3 separate regions of the Homo sapiens genome follow, and regions 1 and 2 are each linked to region 3. A link is a contact called in ENCODE Hi-C or POLR2A ChIA-PET data. All regions are on one chromosome and are shown on one strand. Each heading gives the region's core, a stretch centred on a gene start or an enhancer-like site at or near the end of the contact. The rest is flanking DNA. Distances are from core to core; before and after follow the strand shown. Region 1 holds the start of ALKBH8 (alkB homolog 8, tRNA methyltransferase). Region 2 holds the start of CUL5 (cullin 5). Region 3 holds the start of DCUN1D5 (defective in cullin neddylation 1 domain containing 5).

Evidence for each region. A loop is a pair of places that touch in the nucleus more often than their neighbours do. ChIA-PET counts read pairs that join two places held with the same protein, here RNA polymerase II (POLR2A). Pooled maps may share reads with other maps.
Region 1: a pooled map shows a loop between it and region 3 (9-fold over the local background). The contact joins the promoter of ALKBH8 here to the promoter of DCUN1D5 in region 3. A Hi-C loop is called at or near these places in 7 of 50 pooled maps.
Region 2: a loop to region 3 is called in a pooled map, with 6 times the contacts of the local background. The contact joins the promoter of CUL5 here to the promoter of DCUN1D5 in region 3. A Hi-C loop is called at or near these places in 2 of 168 maps with a recorded cell type or tissue (CD8-positive, alpha-beta T cell and naive thymus-derived CD4-positive, alpha-beta T cell) and 8 of 50 pooled maps. POLR2A ChIA-PET finds 5 or more read pairs at or near these places in 1 of 52 experiments (activated CD4-positive, alpha-beta T cell).

Annotation. Positions count from the first base shown.
Region 1 is chr11:107,562,821-107,567,079 of GRCh38, forward strand. It overlaps ALKBH8 (alkB homolog 8, tRNA methyltransferase), which reads right to left and starts at 2,915. Exons shown (of 12, transcript NM_138775.3): 1 at 2,781-2,915. RefSeq lists enhancers at 2,266-2,784, 2,588-3,077, 2,785-3,301, 3,148-3,207.
Region 2 is chr11:108,007,426-108,011,991 of GRCh38, forward strand. CUL5 (cullin 5) reads left to right here and starts at 1,473. Exons shown (of 19, transcript NM_003478.6): 1 at 1,473-1,947. The coding sequence starts at 1,924. RefSeq lists enhancers at 1,598-1,697, 1,798-1,987.
Region 3 is chr11:103,090,708-103,095,210 of GRCh38, forward strand. It overlaps DCUN1D5 (defective in cullin neddylation 1 domain containing 5), which reads right to left and starts at 1,453. Exons shown (of 8, transcript NM_032299.4): 1 at 1,080-1,453. The coding sequence starts at 1,165. RefSeq lists enhancers at 573-1,190, 1,191-1,808, 1,738-1,787, 1,858-1,907 and a silencer at 753-1,047.

The sequences.
Region 1 (4,259 bases), core at 1,665-4,164, 4.5 Mb after region 3:
GGGCAACAGAAAGAAGCGAAATAGGGGGAGAGGAGAAAGAGGAAGGGTGAGTGAAAAGTTCAGGCGGAATCAAGAGGCCTCGATGACTACCCAGATATGAGGGAGACAGGAATCAAAGATTACTTGTTAACCAGTTAGAGGCTGAGTGACTAAGAGATGAGTGCTACCACTTCAAAACTGGAAAGTCAGGAGGAGGTTCAGGAAGAGCTGCTCAGTATAGGAGGTAATGAGTCATATTTAGGATAGAATAATGTTTAAGGTATTGTGAGATACAGAGTTGCAATGTCTGGCTGGCAAGTGACAAAATAAAGTGGCTCCTAGGAAAGGAACTGAGGTTAAAAAGGTTTAGGAGTCAGTCGTCATTAAGACAGGAAGGGGATAAGTGAATGGACATGTCTAACATTGCATTAATTATAATTATTTGTTTTAGTATCTGTCCCCTTCCACTGAACTGTGAGCTTTCTGAAGGCGGGATTAAATCACACTTTTCTTAGTTACCACAGAGCCTCATTCAGTGCTATGAGGTAATATAATACAGTGTTTAGGAGTCCATGTTCCAGGTTCAAATCTCAGCTCAACCACTGATTATTAGCTGTATAATCCTAGATGAGTTGGTTATATAGCTCTGTGTTCCAGTTTCTTTATCTAGGAATAGGGATAAAAATAATAGTGCCTATCCCATAGCTTTCTTAGAATTAAATTTATTTATTATTATTTATTTATTACTGTTGATTTTCAGAAGCAGCAGATCAAAATGGCTTAACAAAACAAAGAATATCTGAGGCCCTTCAAAGGAGCTATTTTAGAGCCATTCCATTTCAAGATCTTCATCTGTGGAACAGCAACTTTGCAGTATGTCATGGAGAACAAGGGATGACTGCACTACAGAATTTTTAATATTTCACATGAGCAAACACTGCAAAGAAGGAATGAGAAAGAAACGATGCTAAATATATCTTTTTAAAATGTCTGCCACTAAGAGTCCAGCACCAGCAGGTGGAGCCTCATAACCACATTTTTGTCATCCCTTTCCTTTTTCTCTCCCTCAGTCATGCAATATTATTGCACGTGAAGAAAGACACTAAATGGCCTTTGAGGCTCAGTTTTCCACCATTCCAGTGGCTAGGCAATGTGCTGGCCCAACATATCTGAGTCATCTCAACAAGGATAGGCTGATACCAGCTGCTGAGGTCTGGAGGTGCCCCCTTCTGACAAAGCCACTTCCCTGGCCAGAGTTTCCACTAATGCACAGATACTTGGATGCTCCCTGTGACATTACTGGAGTGAAGTCACTATTAACTATGATACTAGCCATGCTGAGTCCGGTTCAGCCAGCTCCAGCCTAAGCGTACTCTCTGTGGGATAATGAAAGTTTGGAGATTATGCATGCTCTGCTACTTGCTTGTTAGTGAGTTTAAAGCCAATATATCCTACTAGATATTGCCCTACGTGGTAATAGTAGTATGTACATCATGCCCTCCTTGAATAATAGAGAGCCTATTATGAAACAAGCAGTATAGACAAATGTTCCTATACTTATATGTTTAAAAAAATGCAAAAACCATGATTACTTTTGCACAACCTAATAATTAATAGCAAAGATTAGAAAGAATCTAACTTCCTATCAAACGAGGCCCAATTTTAACGTACGGCACTGGTATACAGAGTTTACATATAAATCTTTAGGACACACAAGAAATTGGTGATATGGGTTGCCTCCAGGGAAGGAAAATGGATCGATGAGTAAAGGAATGAAAGGGAGCTTTCTTCTTTCATGACTTTTGAAGTTAGTAGCTATTTAAACTGCATCATCTATTTAAAAAGAAAATAAAGATTTAAAATTTTTAGAAAAAAATTCACCCCATCACTTGTCACGGCACCCCGTTTTAACTCTTTGAATAACACTTACTACATATTTTCTTACACTCTCATTAATTTGTTTATTCTGTCTTTCCCCATAACTGAATAAAGAACACTCACTCCATGAAGTAGAGATTTTGTCTCTATTGTTCACCCTGTAGCACCCAGCACTTAAACAGGATTTAGCACCTAGCAGCCACTCAATAACCATTTGTCGAATAAACCTAAATCGACTTTGCTGTCTTACCTCCTAAACCTCCCCTCCTCCAGAATTCTGAGTTTGGTGGCCTTCTTCAACGTTTTCATTAACACCTAGCATGGACCTCTATCTCTAGAGTTCTCACATGGTATTATAATTGCCTGTTTGTGTTGGGCTTCGGCCAGAAAACTGTCATCTATTTAAGGGCACAGACTTGGTGCCTGACATACAACTGACAATAAATATTCAATGAAATCTATCAAAATAACAGGCTGACGCTACCAGAGGTCCAGGAGTCGCAGGGATTGCTCAAATAAGAGCACAGGAAGACTCAGCTGCGCAAGGGATCAGATCATCAGCACTGCCTTTGCATCGATGCAATCAGACCGATTGTCACCGGTCAGAAAAGCCCCAGAAGCGCCACACTAACACGCCCCATGTTGCAACCGTCCTCTCCAACCCCAAAGAAAACAGAAGATTGACACAGGCACCACGTGAGCGCCCGAACCAAACACAAACACATGCACCCTAAACACTGAGAGAACCACCCAACGCAGACACCCTACTGCCCACACTGCACCAAGGGCGCCTCTGGGATCCATCCCCTTTCCCTAGGTTCTCAGCCCTAGCTGGCAAGGCGGATAGAGAAGACCGGAAGAGGCTGAAAAGAGGAAGCGGTGATTTGCTGCCCGTATGCCCGCCAGTAAGAAGTGCCACACACCTCCGCTTCGGCTCAGGCCGGATTCTCACCATGCGTGTGCCTTCTTCTTTGCCAGCCTCTCCACTCTAGCACCAGAACACCGCAGCGGATACTTGCACGCCATCTCCCCTGGGCGCGGCCATGTTGGAGAAAACTGCACTACATTTCCCATGAGCCCGCGGGACAACGAACAGCGCTCCCACAGTCCTCTTCGCCTCCCAGAGCCCGGGAGTGACCCTTTTTCGACCAAGTGTCTTTGTAAAGTGCTGTCTGTTACACTGAAAATTCAGTTGTCTTTTTGGGGGGAGTAGTAATAATTGGTAGTGCAGCTATATTTTTATCTGTTGCTCTCCAAATGGACAAGGTCAAACAGGTTTGGGCCCTTTGGTCTTTCAGCAATGTCCCCTGGCACCTTCTATTCTTCGTGCATATTTCCTCCTGAATCTTATTAGAGGTGAGAAAGGAAAATAAATCTTGGTGCCACAAAATCACTAAGCTAAAGGGAAAAGTCAAGCTAGGAACTGCTTGGGCAAACCTGCCTCCCATTCTATTCAAAGTCATCCCTCTGAGTCATCCCTCTGCTCACTGAGATAAATGCATATCTGATTGCCTCCTTTGGAAAGGCTCATCAGAAACTCAAAAGAATGCAACCATTTGTCTCTCAGCTGTAATACGTGCGACCTGGAAGCCCCCTCCTCACTTTGAGTTGGCCCGCCTCTGCTTCAATTTGTCCCTCCTTTCTGGACGGAACCAATGTTCATCTTACATATATTGATTGATGCCTCATGTCTCCCTAAAATGTATAAAACCAAGCTGTGCCCCGACCACCCTGGACACATATCATCAGGACCTCCTGAGGCTGTGTCACGGGCGGGCGTCCTTAACTTTGGCAAAATAAATTTCCTAAATTGTCTGAGACCTGTCTCAGATATTCAGGGTTCACAGAGATATGGGAGAGGATCCTGGGGTCTGAAAGATGGCATTGCATGGGCGGGAGGGAAGGAAGTGAATATGCATGAATGTGCCAGGGGAATGGTGAGTACCACAGAGTAATAGAAAGATGTGTGGAAGAATGGTGAAGGAAGCAAGACAGAATTCTGTAGGCCTGCAGAGTGGGAGTTGCAGGGAGGAAGGTTAGAGAAATGAAATGATATGACCAGAGCTTCTTGTGGCAAGTGGGAGGAGAGACTAGAAGATGACTGATGAAGTGAAAAGTAACGAAATATTAACAAGCCCAGTAGTGGCAGAGGGAAAGAAAAAAGAGCTGGTAACAGATCATAAGTAAAAGACAAAGGAGAGGGTGATGATTAGCAGTTGTTCCTGCTCTGTTATTTGTTATATAAATGTACCATAATCCTTCTACCTGCATTGGTTTATGAGCTATGTGAGTGCAGGGAGGGAAAGGTGTAGGGGAAGAGGAATCACCTTCCCATGTTGTTGATACAATGGCCCCTATCTGCAGTGCACCACAGTGGACTAACAATAAAATAGCTGGCTGAC
Region 2 (4,566 bases), core at 223-2,722, 4.9 Mb after region 3:
TTAAATATTTAAACATTTTTATAACAGTGGGCCGATTCTAAATTGGATGAGAAAGAGTGAAAACAGGAGATGGCAGATAACAGGTGGGGTCAATGGAATGGAGAACTTATTGAAGTCAGAGTTGTAGCAGTGGTGTTTCCAGAACAAGTGAGTTAGGAAAATTGGAATGCTTCGGTTGACAGTAGGACGCTGAAATCAAGCTCTCAAAAGTTGTCTTAAGGTTCAGTTAAGCATAAGCAAAGGGTGGCTTGGGTAGATGGAGATTAGGATACTAGTTTCCTTTCCCTTCCTACGCTCTCAAGTGCACACTGTATTTTTTTGTTTGTAGTTTTTTTTTGTTTTTTTTGTTTTTTTTTTGAGACAAGAGTCTCGCTCTGTCGTCCAGGCTGGAGTGCAATAGCGCGATCTCGGCTCACTGCAATCTCCACCTTCAGGGTTCAAGCGATTCTCCTGCTTCAGCCTCCCGAGTAGCTGGGATTACAGGTGCCCGCCACCATGCCCGGCTAATTTGTGTATTTTTAGTAGAGACAGGGGTTCACCATGTTGGCCAGGCTGGTCGCGGACTCCTGACCGCAGGTGTCTCGGCCTCCCAAAGTGCCGATTATAGGCGTGAGCCACGGGGCCCTATAGGGATTATAGGCGTGAGCCACTGCGCCCGGCCTCTTTGCAATATTTATCACAACTCCCACTAAGTAATATTTGACTTGTGTAGCCATCCTTAACATTTGGCTACCTTATTAGGCCATAAACTCCAAACGAGCAGGGGTCTTCTCTTTTATTTAATCCTGTATTTCCTGTGCCTAGTATATACAAGTGCTCAAACAAGTATTAACTACTTGATTGGATTCTTTAAGTAGGCCCATCCCTCTTCTCTTAGTCCAGAGCTCTTACTTATTTCTACGCATTATGGCCGTATGAAGGCTGTTTGTAAACCTGCAAAATACAATACCAGGTATCCTGCAGGTTCCACATGTAAATTATATTATCTCATTGGCCAGTGGTGTGTGGTCTGAAGGGGTAAAACCCGGAGGCTTATGGTTTAGGATCTTCTAGGATAATGTGCCTTCAGAAAATCGAAGATTAATATTCATTCTCTAAACAATCTTTTTTTTTTTTTTTCAAACTTTTTTGTAATGACGAGGGTGTTGAACTGGCCTCAAGTGATCCTCCCCCTTCGGCCTCCCAAAGCACTGAACAATATTTTATCTAAGTGCCAAGCATTCCTGAATAGAAATATTAAGAGTCATCACGCTTGTGCAGTCAACACATATTTACTGGGCGCATTCTATGCACGAGTTATTGAAGACAGCTGTTGTAAGCATTTCAGGACAATGCACCTCCCTTAACACCGAGTCCGGGATTTGGGGCGGGGTGCCGGAAAACGCCAGGTCCCGCCAGCAGAGGGCACGGTCCCGGCCTCGCTGCAGCCTCGGGACCCACCGAGGCTTCCAGGCTCCCACGCTCGCTCCCGAGCGCGTCCCCGCCCTCGCGTCACGTGACGTGGCCGCGGAACCTGAGCTGCGGGGCCTAAGCCGAGCTAAATTCGTTGCAGGTGGCCGCGGCGGGTGCAACCACAAAGGCTAATCCGAAGGAGTCGGGGAGGCTCGTGGAGTCGATGCTTCCTCTTCCAAGTCAGGTCGGCTCCCGTTACCTTCTCAGCATTCGCCGTTCCGGTCTTCCTGAGCGCGTGCATGAGGTCTTTCGCGTGGGGAAGCTCCGGTGACCATGTAGGGGAGAAGAGTGAGGAAGCTCCTGGTGCTTGGGACGAGGTCAGCGCTGTCGGCGCGCTGCTCCAGCGCCCACCACACCCTGGTGCGGGCCGACGGGCCCTGGGCCCTGGTGGGAGCTCCGGCCTCCGGTCAAGGCCTGGCCGGGAGCGCCACGAATTCTCGCGTCGTCTCGCGAGAGTCCAAGTTAAAGAACATGGCGACGTCTAATCTGTTAAAGGTAAGACCCTCACTCCAGCTTGGGTTTTACTGTGTGGCCGCCGGGTTCGGCTCTTTGGGAAAGGCACGGCTCAGGTTCAGCTGCGAAGTGTGGGAGTGTTCAGGGGTTGTCCACTGGCAGGGAAGCCGCGGTGGCAGCCGGCGAGTACCGGAACGCGGGTCTGTGGCCTTGGGGTCGACAGGCTCTGGTGGTCGCTCCCGCCGACTGGCCGCTGGGAGAAAAGCCTGGCTGAGCGCTGGCGAGGAGCGATGCTTTCAAGGGACCAGCTCTGGCCGGGAGCGGGAGATGAATGGTCGTGCGGTGTCCTGACCAGCTGGGCCGTTAGTACTGTTAGGTCTCAGTTTCTTGTAAAGCAATGTCTAAGACGCATCAAAGGAAAAACCAAGAAAATGCTGCCTAACAGGTTTCAGTGACTCGACCCCCCACTTCTTCCATTTCTGTTCTCGTTCTGTCTGCACGAAATTCCGAGTCAGACCAGCAGTGCCTCCCACTCCACCCCCCTTCCTCCCTTTTCTGCGTGTTACACCTTCCCTCCTAATTCTCCCATTCTTGAGTTCATCTTTTTCCTTAGGAAACTGCTTTCTAACCCCCACCCAGTTACAGGACACAACCAGATGACAACTGATGAAGCGATACCATCGTTTTAGGGCGCAGGAAAGTTACCTTGTCAAAGACAGTATTTAAAGTTAGTTTTATATAGCAAGGGAGATCTAGGCCCACAGGGGCAGATTCTCCACCAGTTAAAAAGTTTGGAGAAGAATGAGGAAGACTTAGAACTAGTCTGTTCTGTGTATGTGTCTGTAGTAGTTAATCATTTGCCTTAAAAGTACGGACAGAAATGGGGGTAGTGAATAGCTCAGGGAACATAATATTAATGGCAAAAACCGCAGTCACTTTTGCACCAGCCTAATACAAAGGATGAACCACTTCTTCCTGAGGCCTCTCATGCCTTCAGGCAATGTGGATGAATACTAGAAAATAATAGAAAATATACAGGAACCTAACCATCATGTCTTCTTTAGACCACTGATATTTGATTGTCTAATAGATGGGACTGTCTCATAAAATGAAGAACAAATTTTACTAAGAGGCAGTACTGTATATCACCTTTTAAAAGGGAGAGGGGCCCTAGAATTAGACTCCCTGAATAGCCACCACTTAAAAGCTGTATGACTTTGGGCAAGTTTCCTTATGAGTAGGACAGCATTATCAGTAGCGCCTGTATCATAGGAACATTGTGAAGATTAAATTAGTTAATATATCTATAATGCTTAAAACAGTGCCTGGCACTTAATTAGTATAATACAATAAATTACTATAACTACTCCCCCTCTTTCTTTAAGAAAACTAATTCGGGGAATTGAGTAACCCATCCCACTCTGCTTTTCTCTTTTATAATGGTATAGCAAATTTCTCATGCTTTACTTCAGAAAGAAAATTTGTGGGCTGGGCACAGTGGCTCACTCCTGTAATCTCAGCTCTTTGAGAGGCCAAGGTGGGAGGATTGTTTTAGATACATTAATTTAATCTTCACAGTGTTCCTACAATATAGGTGCTATTGATAATTCTGAGTTAGAGGTTATAGTTAACTATGATCACGCCACTGCTCTGTGAGACTCTAAATGAAAAAAGAAAAGGAAAGAAAATTTGTTTTATTTCTGAAGACTCCTATTAATGCATCTGTGTGTTTACATAAACAGTATGCTATTAATTGAAACGTGTTTAAGAAGTAATTTTGTCCGTGATTCTGGAAAATTTTGACTTGTTGATTACCTGGATATAAAGCAAGGTCTTTTTCTCCCGAAAAATAACTCTCAGAAAAGAGTAAGTCACTGTTCTACTTACAAAACCTCACAAAGGATTGTTTGGAGGAGAAGCTACTTTGGTCTATATTAGTTAAGTACTTACCTGTGGAAGCTATTTTGGTTCATATTAGTTAAGTACTTACCTGTGGAAGCTACTTTGGTTCATATTAGTTAAGTACTTGTGGAAATTCTGAATCTACATCCACAGCACAGACCTGTGAATGGGAAAACTGCCTGAATATACAGAAAACGGGGTACTTAGGGTTTAGGTTTAAAAGCTCACAAGAATTTAAAAAGTGTTTTAACTTGAACATTTACAAATAAAGGGAAGGTGATAATATTTTGAAAAAAAGTAAGTGACTCAGTGACTCTAGTGAACTTTCTTGATGTGTAACTTAGAAGTTAGAAGCCAATGTCATAAAAAAAACCACCAGCTTTTCTTTCTTTTTAATTTTTTTTTTTTTGGAGGGGGACGGAGTCTCGCTCTGTTGCCAGGCTGGAGTTCAGTGGTGCGATCTTGGTTCACTGCAACTTCCGCCTCCCGGGTTCAAGCGATTCTTCTGCCTCAGCGTCCCGAGTAGCTGGGACTACAGGCGCACGCCACCACGCCCAGCTAATTTTTGTATTTTTAGTAGAGACAGGGTTTCACCATGTTGGCTAGGATGGTCTCCATCTCTTGACCTCATGATCCACCCTCCTCGACCTCTCAAAGTGCTGGGATTATAGGCGTGAGCCACCATGTCTAGCTGCTTTTCTTTTTTAATATTGGAATTTGACTCTAATAATTTTATTGTCTGTTTAAAGCAAGTGGACT
Region 3 (4,503 bases), core at 203-2,702:
CAAGACCAGCCTAGTCAACATAGTGAAACCCCGTCTCTACTAAAAATACAAAAAATTAGCAGGGCGTGGTGGCGGGCGCCTATAATCCCAGCTACTCAGGAGGCTGAGGCAGGAGAATCGCTTGAACCCGGGAGGCGGAGGTTGCAGTAAGCGGAGATCGCGCCACTGCACTCCAGCCTGGACAACAGTGGAAGACTCCGTCTCAGAAAAACAAAACAAAACAAAAAAACAAAAAAACCATTTCTCAAACCAAAATTGCAGTTTTTTTGTAGCATAAATTTTGCTGTGATGCCTCCATGATATGCTACAAGGGGATCAAAGAGCTACTACTATATAGTTCTGCCTTGTCTTCTTTCTTACCAGTAGGACAGAGTACAAGAGCTCACAAATTATTTAATTTATGCTGAGAGCTAACAGCGTCCTGAATGCTAGAAGACAAAAAGCATGCAGGGCCTTTCCAACTCTGCACACAGGGACTTGGCATAGGTGAGGCACTATACTTCCAGAAAATGGGGCTCCTGCAATTTAAAAGGCCTCCTGCTGGGACCTTCCGGGTTAGGCCACTCCAAATACTAAATATGGAGGCCAATTATAGCATACAAGTTTTCCTTTCTACCATTCCCAAGACAGTTGTCAAGATTCCTTATGTTCTGCTTTCTTCACACTCTACAAAGAAATTCTAGAAGTGACCCTTCTGCGGATATGTACTCACTTCTAAGTCTAGAAAAAGGCAGAGGAGCGATACGGGAGTAGGGGATCGAGGGTCGGTTGTGGGGTGGGGGTGGGGGTGGGGGGAAGCGCAATTTACATATGCATCTGTTCCCCACCCTGCAGGGCACGTAGACTCTTAACGTGGGCGGCTCTTCTAGTCTCTCCATAAACGCCAGCGTGCACACACTCGAACACGAGGTCGGGTCGGGCGCGGAGACTCGCGGTGTTCGGCACCTACAGCCTAGCTCGATCAAAGGGGCCTCACCTGTCTCCAGCCCCAGCCCGGCAGGCCGGGCCCGACTCCTTTTCCTCCAGTTGTCCAGCAAAGGAGGGAGGAGGGAAGCTTGAAGGGTGGGGGGAGATGGTACCTGGAGATTTTACACTTTTTGAGGCCTCCGTCTTCCGCTACTGCTGCTGCCACCCCAGGGGATTTTCTCTTCTTCTTCACCGGCATCTTCCGCCCTCCCCGGCAGGGTGGGCAGGGGAGCCGGGGAAGGGGGTCCCTGTCCGCTGGAAGCCCCTCAGCGCTGGCACCCAGTTCCCAGAGACAGCAGCAAGCGGAGGAGCAGAGTCGCCAGCCCGCACCGGCGCGGCCCAGCCCGGCCGCCGCCCGCTCCCAGGTATCCTCGTCGTCTTTCTCTGACCGGGACAGGGCTGGCTCCTCGCCGGTGGACACTGCGGTTCGTTCTCACCGGGAGGAGATAACGCGGACAGCGCGGCAGCTCCACCAGTCACAGCAAGCAAGAGGCTCAGCCTAACCCGGAGGCGAATCGCTGAGGCCCGGAAGTGACGCAATCGCGGAGCCGGTCCCGGGAAGGGGCGTGGTTCCGGTTAGCCTCTGCCACTCGTAGGTAGGCCAGGCAGAGCGAAGCTGTCTGACCCGTCGACTGCGGCAGTCCGCGGAATTCTTGTATCCTGTCCAGGGTATCCTGACCTTTCTCATGAAGCTTCTACCGCGCTCTGATGCTGGCAGTCACCGCCAAAAAGTGAAACTACTAATACTTTGCAGTTGACGTTAAAAACAACCTGGTAAAGTAGACCAAGTTCCACTTCTGAGCTCTTCCACACGATAACCTCACCTGAAGTGTTCCCACCCCGTAAATGCATTGTCACCCTGTGTCTTGCGTGTTTTTTTTATGGGCCTGTGATCAGCCACCCACTCCCCCTTCTCCCTACCTTTGCATATCACTTTGTCCTGTATTGAAACTTAGCTCTGCCATTATTTCCACAGAGCTCACCTCTCCGATAAGAGACAGTAGGTGACTGCGACTCAGTAGAGAGAAATTTGGGGGACAGTTCTAAGGAACCTCCCCCTAGACCCAAAACACACTGTAATCTATTCATCTCCACTTAGGTGGAAATACTGTTTTTAAATAATGGTTATTGTATGTAAAGACATAGTAGAAAGTCGTTAGTAATTCTGTTGGTAAAATAATCTCTGCAAACCAACTGTGATGGGAGAAGACTAAAAGTCTTTGAGTAATAGTTGAAGTGGTTCCTGTGAAACTACCCTCACAATGGCACCCTAATCTGGTCAATCCGAATATCATATTTCCTTAGTGTTATTAATTGGTTCAGGATGGACACATACTCAGGCCAGGCCAATGAGTGCCAATGACACAAAATTGAACCACCAGAAAGCAATTTTATTTCCTATGGATTTGAACCAGAGAAGGTATGGAGAATGAAGCCAAAACTCAGAAGAGACTAGTATCAAGCAGAAAAATAGAAAAACCAGGATGTGATTATATGATATGAGCCCAAAATCCATGATATGCCCTGGAATTTTCACTTATGTGAAGCAACAAATTTCACTATTTTGCATATTTAGTTCAATTCTCTGTTACTTAAAACCAAAAGAATGTCAAAGTATATGATCCTTCAACCCATTTAAAAATGCCTGAGGCCAAAATCAAAACAGAATCAGATAAAGTCTCTAAATAGAACTACCATCTACAAAAAGTACAGGACAGAGGAACATGTTAAATACCCAATGCAATCAGCAATATCTAGACGTCAGAAAAGTCTACAGGACAATGACCCAAATTCTGCAACAAATTATTAGGACGAGAGGAGAGAGAAGGAAATTAAAAGACTTAAAGGATATGTCAATCATTTTCAGTATGCAGTTCTTATTTGAATTTGACTCACACAAACAGTTTAAACAATATGATAACATCTCTGTGGCAATTGGAGATGTTAATGCTGGCTGGATATTTGATGAAATTCTAGAACATGTAAAACTTACTTATAGCAATGGCATATCAGTGACACTTGGGGACAGGGATGGAGTAAGCCGGGGAAGACTGACTGCAAAGAAACACAAGGGAACTTTTTGGGTAATGAACATATTCTATGTCTTGATTGAAGTAATAGTATATATACTTGTCAAAATTCATTGAATTGTACACTTAAAAATTGATATTTTTATGCATATTCTTCCTAAATAAAATTTATATAAAATGTGCAAAACAAAACACAAAATAAATGATAATGACAAAACTATTAGAGATAGCCAAACTTATTTCTTCAACTGGTGAGCTGCAAAAGCTAAACAGCCCCTTTTCCCAAGGAGGACCAAAGAAATGGAATAAAACCTAAAGGATAGAAAGAAAGATCTCAGAGGATGATGTTAAAGGGGTGTCCTTCCACAGAGTAGAATCAGGGCCTGATCAAAGAGTAGGGAATTTCATAATGCCTGTCTTGCAGGCTACCAGCATTGCTATAGACCAAAGACCACTGCACATCTCATCTTCTGTTCTTTTTTAAATAGGAATTTTTTTATTGTGATAATTGTGTCCCTTCTTCACCATTATTTATTGGGCGAGAGTGGGAAGTAGATTATTGCTTCTTAGTTCATAGGCCATTGGACCATAAGGAATCACTTTCGAACTAAGGAAGACCCCACTATACCTGGAAATCCTGGACATTGAGCTGAATGCAGTAACTGGATAGGAGCTTACTCACACCCATAGAATACTCTGAGAAAAAGACAAAAGGCTGGATCTATGTGTGGTATTCATTTAGTCTATCTATTCAAAAAATATTTAATCATCACTTCAACCAGGAGCTTTACTGGGCTTAAGAATATAAAAGGCAGACATGACTCCTGCAATCATGGAGCTGCCAGTCTGGAGGGAGAAATACAGTCATGCACCACGTAATGACATTTTGGTCAAGATGTGCATATGCGATGATAGTCCCTTAAGATTATAATACTGTATTTTTACTGTGCCTTTTCTATGTTGAGGTATGTTGAGATACACAAATACAATTGTGTTAAAATTGCCTACAGTATTCAGTACAGTACCATGCTGTACAGGTTTGTAGCCTAGGATCTATAGGCTGTACCGTATAGCCTAGATGTGTAGTAAGCTATATCATCCAGGTTTGTATAAGTACACTCTGTGATGTTCACACAATGATGAAACTGCCTAATGACACATTTCTCAGAATGTATTCCTGTCAATAAGCAATATATGACTCTATGTATGCTATCTGCATTTAAGAGAATTATATGAATAGGAATTAGGGTTCATAATCTATGCTTGTCAATGATATTAAAGGGATGGCAATTTCTGGGTCATGTAGACCATTCTCATCCATCTACCTCTTCATTCTCTTGTCTGGTCAGTACCTACTGCTACTGCCAAAACTCCATTCCCAAAAGTTGGCTCTTCATCATCCCAATTACTCTCACAAAGGGGCATATTGATAGCCTTGCTACCTATGAGAAGTATAGAAATGCCTAGTTATGTGGCTTTAATATTTTCCGCTGCTCACCAATGCATA